Linked DNA regions of Homo sapiens: region 1 is linked to region 2. Evidence: chromatin contacts called from ENCODE Hi-C or POLR2A ChIA-PET data. All regions are on one chromosome and are shown on one strand. Each heading gives the region's core, a stretch centred on a gene start or an enhancer-like site at or near the end of the contact. The rest is flanking DNA. Distances are from core to core; before and after follow the strand shown.

Region 1 (4,977 bases), core at 2,364-4,863, 710 kb before region 2:
ATAGTCACACAGGCCAGATGAGAGACTGAGGTGTGCATGTTCTGTGGGAGGGGAAGTGTAGCCTGCGGGTGTGGAATGGTCTGGGTGGCCGTGGGAAACGTGGAGAGAGCCCTGGAAACAGCCCCGCTTTGTGCCAGTGAGGAGTCGGGGAAGCAGCTGGGGAGACGGGGCTGGAGAGCCTGGGGAGAGGGGAAGCTCTTCTGGAGGGAGTGGGTGCACCGGCGCACTGCGCAGCCTCCTAGTAAAGGGCCTGCAGACCCAGCTGGCCTCATGCCTGGAGGCCTTAGGCGACTCTGAGGAAGGCAGTTCCAGAGCAGTGAGTCAGGACCAGATGCAGTGGGTTGCAAGTAGAACCAGGAGCAGAGACTGGATGTGGTGTATTGTTTCAGAACCTTCCAGCGTGAGTAGCTACCATATGGATACGTAGGCGTGGGAGGCGCCAGGCAGCCCCGGGTCCGGGTGAGAAGAGGCCCCAGAGCTCAGAGTGCCTCAGATCCCAGTTAGTGAGCGGTGCGGGGGACATGAATGAGGGCAGGGCTCCTGACCCCGAAGCCCACGTCTGACTCCGCTGTCCTCTCTGAGACGGGTGCAGAGCCGGGGAGATTTGGTCCTGTTTGTGCCTTTGTTCCCACCCCCACCCCTCTTCCCAGATTGGGGACCAGCTGTCTGTGACCAGCAGAGAAGTGGAAGGGTGGGCTGGGTGGGCGCCCTAGCTCAGGGGGATGTTTGGCCTCCCGCCTCACTCTAGATTTGGGTACTTACTTTTTATTGAGACCAAAAAGAAAAGGCAACACTGGGTGAGGATACACGTACATTTCTCGGGGCTTTTATTTTCTGTGAAGTGGGTGGCAGTGGGCATTGTGAAGGTTTGAAATGGCTACTGTGGGTAGTGGGGCCCTGAGGAGGTCAGAGCTCTGCAGAGAGACTGCCAGGCAGCGTGGGCTGAGGATGGAGGTTAAGGGTCTGTGGTGACTCGGGTGGGGGGTGGAGTTTCCCAGCCTCACGCTGAGCTTGTGACTGGTGGGCATGGGGCTGCTGGGATGGGGCCATCCCTCGTGTCATCTTGCTGAGCCCTTCCCTTAAAGGCTGGGGTCTCCTTTTCAGGTTGGATCGTCAAACGCAGGCTACTACCTTGGTCCATCAAATTTTTGGAGGGTATCTCAGATCACGCGGTAAGTGGAGACGTTTGTTCTACTGCTTCTTGCCAGGATTAGAACATGAACCCAGGAAACCCTAAGAGTTGGAACGCAGGCTGGGGCTCTTTCTTCGCTGTGCAGACCTGGGTCAGTCTCTGAGGTCTTGAGCCATGGTTTCCTCTGAGACTCTTGGCCCGCCTGGCCACTGGAGCAGTTGTTAGAATATTCCCACGAGGGCTGGGTGTGGTGGCTCACGCCTGTAATCCCAGCACTTTGGGAGGCCGAGGCAGGAGGATCACCTGAGGTCAGGAGTTCGAGGCCAGCCTGGCCAACCATGGCCAACATGGTGAAACCCCGTCTCCACTAAAAATACAAAAATCAGCCAGGCGCGGTGGCACATGCCTGCAATCCCAGCTACTTGGGAGGCTGAGTCAGGAGAATTGCTTGAACCCAAGAGGTGGAGGTTGCAGTGAGCCAAGATCCCACCACTGCACTCCAGCCTGAGTGACAGAGCAAGACTCTATCTCAAAAAAAAAAAAAAAAAAAAAAAAATATATATATATATATATATATATATATATATATTCTCATTAGGAAGTGCCGTGCACGCGTGCAGGGAGGAGGCAGCTCTTCCCTCTGCTCTCCCTCAGCAGGAGAGTACCGCACGTGGTGGTCAGCAGTCCAGGCAGGGAGGGCCCTGTGAGTGCAAAGATATTGACATCCATCTTTGTGAACTTCAGTGGTGAAAGAGAGCTCTCTGTTCGGACACCAGGATGCTTCAGGGGCTAGTGGGAATCTCATCTTTGGCCAAAGCCCTGCTGAGAGTCTGCCTCCCTGCTGGGTCTCGGTCTTGGGAGCTGGGAGTGCCTCTGCCAGGCCCCACCTGCTCCACTGCCTCTGTTCTGTTGCAGTGAAGTGCTCCGTGTGCAAGAGCGTCTCGGACACCTACGACCCCTACTTGGACGTCGCGCTGGAGATCCGGGTACAGATCTGTCCTGCCCTTCACTTTTGCAGTAGGAGAGCGAGGCCAGAGGGTGAAACAGAACCCGCAGAACAGTAAAGGCATCAGATCAAAATAGATAGGGAGAAAACTCCTTTGCTCCCTGCCGCCTTGCAGTACAGACCATTGTCTTTACCTGTTTTTTTCTAGAGTTTTTCCTAAGCGTATCCTTTTATTTAAAGAAAAAAATGGTAAAATTGGGTTTTGTGTCCTGAAGCATGAACAGGAACAACGCTGTCCCCAGGGCTTGAGGAGAGTCTGTTGTGTGCTCTGGGCGGCGTGCAGCCTTTGGAGCTTGGTGGCTCTGTGGGCCTCACCTGGGAGAGCAGCCTTGGCTTTGTCGCACATCCTGCTGCAGCTACAGGGTGCGGGAGGGTGGTCTGCCTTTGCTGGGCCAACCCAAGCTCCAGAGCAGGTCCAGCTACAAGATCATCCTGATAAAAGTGACTGATTCATGGCAGACCTGCAGCTGTCATTTCTTTGCTTTGCTTTTTTTTTATAGGGGCTTGAGGGACAGGGTCTTGCTCTGTGGCCCAGGCAGGAGTGCAGTGGCGCAATCATAGCTCACTGTAGTGTTGACCTCTAGGCTTAAGTGATCCTCCCACACAGCTGGTACTACAGGCATGCACCACCACGCCTGGCTAATTTTTTAAATTTCTTTGCAGAGACAGGGGTCTTGCTATGTTGCCCAGGCTTGTCTCAAACTCCTGGCCTCAATGATCCTCCTGCCCCGGCCTCCCAAGGTGCTGGGATTATAGGCGTGAGCCGCTGTTCCTGGCTGCTTTCATTTCTTGTCTCTGGAGAAGGAGTCCCAATCTGGCAGCTAGTGGGCAAATTTTTATGCGAGTCTAAGTTCTGTGATTTGCTGCCTCAGCCTAAAAAAGACCTTAAATTTGGCATTTCTTGAATCAGCCTTTTTCCTCTGCTGTGTATTTTACTCCCTGTTTTTGTCCTCCTCAGCAAGCTGCGAATATTGTGCGTGCTCTGGAACTTTTTGTGAAAGCAGATGTCCTGAGTGGAGAGAATGCCTACATGTGTGCTAAGTAAGTTTCACGTTGCTTGTGGCAGAAGACTGATACCAGACGGGAAATAAGTCCCCTCACCTGACAGTGTTGTGCCCACCCACTCTTCCTTAGCGGTGACCGCTGCTCGCATTTCTTGAGGAACCTATGTGTGTCCTAAAAACTCAAACTTCTAAATAACACGAATGAAGCAATAGCTATGATTTTTATAGCTACAGTTTACACCATACCTGTTCTAAAGATGCCGCATATATTGTGCAGTAGGGGCTGTGGTTTCCCATTGCTAGGGATGGTGAAACTGAGGCACAGAGAAGTGAAGTGACCAGCCATGGGGCCACACCAAGAGGACGTGGCAGAGCACGAGCTCACATCAGTTCACACTGGCTGGCACCGGGCGGCCGCCCCAGGGACTGTGCCCAACCAGCTGCTCTCTTGCCTCTTAAGGAGTGTTTTCTTTGGCTTTCATTTTTTACTTAACTGGTTTTGGACATTTTTCCGTTTCTGCAGATAGAACTCTTACTTTGTCATTTGTTGCATTTTTAGTAGTGACAGGGTTTCACCTTGTTGGCCAGGCTGGTCTCGAACTCCTGAACTCAGGTGATCTTCCTGCCTTGCCTCCCAAAGTGCTGGGATCACACTACTACAGCCGGCTGAATATCTTTATATCTAGGTCCTTGTAAAGCTGTAGGCACTAAAGAATATATTCTTAATTCTGCTTTACTCTTCTTTAGGTCTGTTTCCTGCAGCTCTCCAAGCTGCGCGCCTCTGCTTCTGTTTTCTCTCCCTGTGTTTGCGCATCTTCTAGCTTTGCTTACGTTGACTTCCTGCCTGCCCGTTTTATCACTCAGCCACATCTGCTTTAATTTGCTCTTTCCTGTGTTGGCCCAAAGCAACTTTTTCCTGTATTTTATTTAGTTTCCTGGTGGGTACAGTACTTTTATTTTTTTGCTTTAGAATCTTCCCACTTTCTGTAGTCTTATTTCCCTGTGGTAGCTTTCCTTTACTTGAGGCATGCTTAATGTGATTTTGAGAGGAGCAGAAGGTCGAAATCTCATTGATGAAGATTCCACTATTACAGAGCAGTTGTTGCTGTTATTAACTTAGCGTTAAGACAACATTTTTCAGAGCACGAATCAATCATTCATTAATCTTTCTCATCACCTTCTTCATAGATGCAAGAAGAAGGTTCCAGCCAGCAAGCGCTTCACCATCCACAGAACATCCAACGTCTTAACCCTTTCCCTCAAGCGCTTTGCCAACTTCAGCGGGGGGAAGATCACCAAGGTGAGCGCTCGTGACACCATCCCAGGCAGCTCCGTGGGCCACAGTCGGCATCAGAATAACACGAAGAAAGTGATAGCCACGAGTTTGATAGCTGCTGTTTACACAGTACCTGTCCCTGTTCTAAAGGTTCTACACATATTGTGAAGTAGGGACTGTAGTTTCGCCCTTGTCCAGGACGGGAAGACAGTCACAGAGAGGGGAAGCAACCTGGGACGCCTTTTAAAAATAGACGTTTCTGGGTTTATCCCAGTGCCAGTGAATTTGAATCTCTGGAGGACAGGGCCCAGGAATCTGCATTTTTGCAAAATCCCTGAATGCTTGTTATACACAGTCAAGTTCCAGGGCCACTGTCTTAATGGATTTACCGCAGCTTCTGGTTGTGCTTGGGCTGGTCCTGGCAGGGACTTTCAGGGTTCTCCAGATGAGTGTGATGAGCACTGGGCGGTGGGACTTGCATTGTCCATGTCCTTTTGATGTCTAGAACAGGTGCCGTTGCATGCTCTGGCTTTTTATGAAATATGGAGTTTAGAAAAAC
Region 2 (5,145 bases), core at 2,072-4,571:
GAGGCAGGAGAATCAGCCCAGATTGCGCCACTGCACTCCAGCCCGGGCGACAGAGCGAGTTGCTGAGGCCCTCATGCTGTGTCATGGGAGTGAGTTGCAGAAGGGGGTCGGACCCCATACCGGAGAGGCAGCCCCCAGGAGTACTGTCCACCCGGCAGCTGGTCCCTGTGCCCACTCCCTTCGCCCCTGTGCCCACTCCCTTCGCCCCTGTGCCCACTCCCTTCGCCCCTGTGCCCACTCCCTTCGCCCCTGTGCCCACTCCCTTCGCCCCTGTGCCCACTCCCTTCGCCCCTGTGCCCACTCCCTTCGCCCCTGTGCCCACTCCCTTCGCCCCTGTGCCCACTCCCTTCGCCCCTGTGCCCACTCCCTTCGCCCCTGTGCCCACTCCCTTCGCCCCTGTGCCCACTCCCTTCGCCCCTGTGCCCACTCCCTTCGCCCCTGTGCCCACTCCCTTCGCCCCTGTGCCCACTCCCTTCGCTCCTCTCTGCCCAGGAGGACCTCCTTGCCCACTGGGCACCCACCAAGTTGGAGACAAGGCACTTTCCCCCCGGGCTACCCAGCCTGGCCTCCTCCCCGAGGCCCCTCCCCTGGGGAACGGCCCCCCGTGAAGCAGGTCCTGTGGCTTTTCCAGGCTTGCGTCCTGCTGCTGGGCTCTGCCCTCCCCCTAGGGCTCCCCATCCCCTCCCATTGCCATTTGTCCTCCTGCAGGTTTTCACTCTGGGGCTGGTGAGTGCCAGTGTCCTTAGGCATGCTCCACACCAGGGCTAGGGGGGCGCTTGTGGGGATCAGCGGCTGGCGTCTGCCAAGGCGAGGGCAGGGCGGGGTGCAGCCAGTGGGCCTCGGCAGCCATGTGACCCTGCTGCTGGCTAGTTGGTGCCAGGATCCAGGGCTCCAGGCAGCTCGTCCCAGCTCGTCCCAAGCACTCATGGGACGGCTCCCACATTGCTTGGGTTGTAAACACTGTAGTACACACTGTCCCATCTCCTGCCTTTCCCGTTTCACCACATAGAGCTGAAAGCCTGGCATCTCGGCTGCGGTGGTTGTCTGGCTGTAGATATTGGAAGTGGGGAATGGCTCCTGCCCTACTGGGTGGCATTTCAGAGCCCCCAGGGGCCAGGTAGGGCCAGGTGGGTCCGGGCGGGGAATGCAGAGTGGTGCTGGGAGAATCCCAGCTCTACCCACCGTTGCTCTGGGATGGGAAGGACCTTTCTCCAGGCGGATGCTGGCTGTGGTGTCTACCCAAGGCCGAGCTCTGACCCGTCTTTGGGGCTGTCGGTCTGAGTTTTCCCCGTGCAGGTCGGCATGGCTCAAGTGCACAGCCCCTCCATACTCATCAGCAACTCGATAGAAGCTACTTAGGTTGTTGCTTAAGGGGCCCATGGTCTCTCCTTGAAGGTATTCTAAGTGGTCCTCCTAGGCTGAGCCAGGTTGCCAGGTGCCCAGAGCCAATCCGTGTGGCTCTTGACAGAACTCCTGTTCTCTGTGTGAAGCTCCGGGCGGGGAATCCCGGTCTGACCCAGGCACTGATGATCAGTGTTTCGGTGCACCAGATCCTTTGCTAAGTGCCCCCTCTGCTTGTCACATTTCATTGTCGAAAGAGCCCTGGGTCAGTCCAGTACTGGCCCCAAAGATGTCCCCGTCCTAAGACTGGATGGAGCCTGTGAATACGTTACGTTGCGTGGCTGGGGAATTACGATTGCAGGTAGAATTAAAGTTGCCAGTCAGCTGACTTTGGATAGGAGATGGCCCTAGATTATCGTGGTGGCCCAGCGTGATCTCAGGGTCCTTAGAGGTGAAAAACAGAGGCCGGAGTGTCAGGGTCAGAGTGGTGCCACGTGAGCAGGACTTGAGCAGCCACTGCTGGCTTTGAAGTGGAGGAAAGGGCTGAGAGCCAGGGGCCTCTAGAAGTTGGAAAAGGCGAGGAAGAGGATTCTCCCCCGAAGCCTCCGGGAGGAATGTAGCCCTGATCATGCTTGACTGGAGCCCAGTGAGACTCATTTTGGACTTCTCACTTCCAGAACTGAAAGTTGAGAAACCGGTGGTGTTTTAAGCCACGAAGTTGATGACAGTTCGTTACGACAGCAGCAGGAAACTAATGTAAACCCTGTGCCTTGTGTTATTATCCCCCTTTACAGATGCTGCCACTGAGGTCACAGAGTTAGTAACCCAAGGCAGAGCCAGTACGTGGCAGGGCTGGTTTTAAATTGAGTCAGGCTGGCTCTGGGCTGCTGATTACATTTCCCTTTTCACTTTGGCCACTAGGAAGCTTAGATCCACACATACGCCCACTTCCTGGCTCTTGGTTTTTCCTTGTCCTTGTTTGGTGGCCCTTTCACCTTTTCTTTTATGTTTTTGCTGCTTGCGATGTTGAATACACCTCGTGAGTTTTCCCTCAAATGCAGTTTGGAACAGGATGGCTCTGGATGGGCTGATGGATGATTTCTCCTCCCCTTTGTGTTCTGGCCTTTCTAGGAGGGTGAGGACAAAATCTTCTTAATCAACAAGCTTCACTCCATCTACGAGAGGAAGGAGAGGGAGGAGAGGAGCAGGTGAGGGTCCGTGGAGGGATTGGGGACACTCTGAGCCTGGAGGGGAGAGGGGCCAGGGCTGGACAGTAGGGCTGCCACTGGGGCTACACCACGACATTGCTGACACTTGACCGCTTTTGACCTACAAAAATCTCCCCCCCGGCGCCCACCTTCACTCTCTCTAGAGCCTTCTCTGGCCTCCGGAGCCTGGCCATTTTGACAGGGACCTAAAATACATCTCAGGAGAAAGGCTGTGGGGCGTCTGGCCTGTCCCTCGCCGGGCCTTGGCTGCGCCCAGCCAGGTTGCAGGGATGTTGATGTTTATGGGGTCCCCTCAGTGATGTCTCTTTCTGGCAGGGTTGGGACAACCGAGGAGGCTGCGGCACCCCCTGCCCTGCTCACAGATGAACAGGATGCCTAGGGGGACGGCGATGGGCCTCACGGGCCCGCCCAGCACCCTGAGACCACACTGTTGCCTCCCAGTGACCCTGCTGGGACACCAGGACAAGGAAGACAGTTTCGCCTCTCGAAAGCCGCAGCTGCGCCTAGGCTGGAGCTGGAAGGGTGGGTGAATCCGGCTTGGGCATCCCCAATGAACTCTGCCCTGCCTGGGACTCTATTTATTCTGATTAAAGGGGTTTTGCAAATGGGCTTGTCCCTTGGGGCTCTGTGTCTGTGACCACACCCGGGGCCTGCTTCCCGCTGCCCTGGGGCCACCTCCAGGCGCAGGTCTGGGTCCTGGGAACCTCAGCTGGAGTGGGGGCGCCCTCTGCTGGCCAAGCCCCAGATGGCAGGGGCTGGACCGCGCCAGGGCTTGATTCGCTTGCTGCCTTTGACCAGCCTGAACTCGCGCCCAGGAGGGGCTTACACCTGCACAAGTGAGCCGAGCAGGCACGGATTGTGACCAGAGCGATGCGTCAACCATTGGGTGATGCTGTAGCATCTACTGGAGCAGGAGACAAATTTAGAGAGGGACTTGGAGGGGAGACATATCAGTTGCAAATGAGTTGTGGGGACAGTTGCCTCCCAGGCATAGGTAACCAGCACCTGTGCTTGGAGGCGAACAGGGCTTGGTGAGGTGGGGCTGGCCCCCTGCTTCTGGCTGCCAGCAGCTGGCTGGGGGGTGGTGATCCTGGGTCTGACTGGGCTGAGTTTGAGGAGCCCGTGGGATACCGAAAACCGTAGGCTGTGGGGGGTGGGCACAGGGATTCGGGGACCAGCCCGTCATGACCCCGTGCTCCAGGTCTGCAGGGACCAGCCCATGACAGCCCAGGGCTCCAGGTCTGCGGGGACCAGCCCATCACAGCCCAGGGCTCCAGGCCTGCGGGGACCAGCCCGTCAGCCTCAGTTCTCCAGGCCTGCGGGGACCAGCCCGTCATGACCCCAGTGCTCCAGGTCTGTGGGGACCAGCCCGTCAGCCTGTGCTCCAGGCCTGCAGGAACCAGCCCGTCAGCCTCAGTGCTCCAGGCCTGCGGGGACCAGCCCGTCAGCCTGTGCTCCAGGCCTGCGGGGACCAGCCCGTCATGACCCCAGTGCTCCAGGTCTGTGGGGACCAGCCCGTCAGCCTGTGCTCCAGGCCTGCGGGAACCAGCCCGTCATGACCCCAGTGCTCCAGGCCTGCGGGGACCAGCCCGTCATGACCCCAGTGCTCCAGGTCTGTGGGGACCAGCCCGTCACGGCGCAGGGTTCCAGGCTTGTGGGGACCAGCCTGTCACAGCCCAGGGCTCCAGGCCTGCAGGAGCTGCGCTTGGGATTGGGGGAATGAACCCAGGTGGGGAAATGGTCAAAGAGCGATGGGCCCAGAAAAGGGTCAGACCCAGATGGAGATGCCACTGGCTGCTAGCAGACCCCCACGCTGGGTCTAGCCCACCCAATCCCATGGGGATGCTCCTGTGCTCTGCAGACATCTGGGTGCTGCCACAGGGGCCCGACAGAGTTGGCATCTGGGTGGATCTGAGCCAAGTGGTGCTTCTGGGCCTCAGCAAGTAGCTGGTGCTGATTCTGGGCAGCCAACTGTGGCAGCATCTTCAGGTGCGAGTGCTGCTGGGTGAAGCTGCGTGGGCAGTCCAGAAAGTGACGTGACAGTCCACAGGGACCGACGTAGGGTTTCCAGCCCCTATCTGTGCAGATGCTGTCCTCCAAACCATCACGGTCCCTCTCTGGCTGGGGACGTGCGCCTGCCACTGCTGGCTTGCCAGCATGATCATTGGTTGTGACCTGTTGAGCCCATCTTGCCAGCCTCACAAAGGACAGTACTAGCTGCTTATGACAGGAAAGTGGAAGAACTTGGCCTGGATATTTCTGGAGAATTACCGTGTGTGCTAGTCAGTCTTTCGTGTCAACCAGGCCAGGCTGTGGGGCCCAGTGATCTCATCGAGAGGGGCCGAGGTGTTGCTGTGATCGTGTGCTGCTGGAATGTGGTGAACACCTACAGTCGATTTCACCTAAAGATCATCCTTGAGAATGTGGGTGGGCCTCATCCTATCAGCTGAAAGCTTTAAGAGCAAAACCCGAGGTGTCCCAGAGAGGGAATTCTGCCTTGAGACGGCGGCTTCCCACTCCCACTGGATGTCCAGCCCGCGGCCCCACGGCTGGGTGAGCCCGTCCTCTCCTCGTT

Evidence for each region. Hi-C counts contacts between places; a loop is a spot of excess contacts on that map. ChIA-PET counts read pairs that join two places held with the same protein, here RNA polymerase II (POLR2A).
Region 1: a map of motor neuron shows a loop between it and region 2 (7-fold over the local background). The contact joins two enhancer-like sites. A Hi-C loop is called at or near these places in 1 of 168 maps with a recorded cell type or tissue (motor neuron). POLR2A ChIA-PET finds 5 or more read pairs at or near these places in 2 of 52 experiments (activated T-cell and naive thymus-derived CD4-positive, alpha-beta T cell).

Annotation. Positions count from the first base shown.
Region 1 is chr17:78,818,132-78,823,108 of GRCh38, reverse strand. It overlaps USP36 (ubiquitin specific peptidase 36), which reads left to right. Exons shown (of 21, transcript NM_001385174.1): 7 at 1,105-1,172; 8 at 2,048-2,118; 9 at 3,097-3,179; 10 at 4,331-4,442. Among named protein-coding and RNA genes, the nearest start is that of USP36, 20 kb to the left of the region's middle. Within about 2 kb of position 3,613, at least 6 of the 41 ENCODE cell types and tissues checked have a DNase peak (open chromatin) inside an H3K27ac peak, as active enhancers do.
Region 2 is chr17:78,110,952-78,116,096 of GRCh38, reverse strand. TMC6 (transmembrane channel like 6) reads left to right here. Exons shown (of 20, transcript NM_001127198.5): 19 at 2,473-2,549; 20 at 2,886-5,145. The coding sequence ends at 2,949. Among named protein-coding and RNA genes, the nearest start is that of TMC6, 15 kb to the left of the region's middle. RefSeq lists an enhancer at 3,447-3,506. Within about 2 kb of position 3,321, at least 11 of the 41 ENCODE cell types and tissues checked have a DNase peak (open chromatin) inside an H3K27ac peak, as active enhancers do.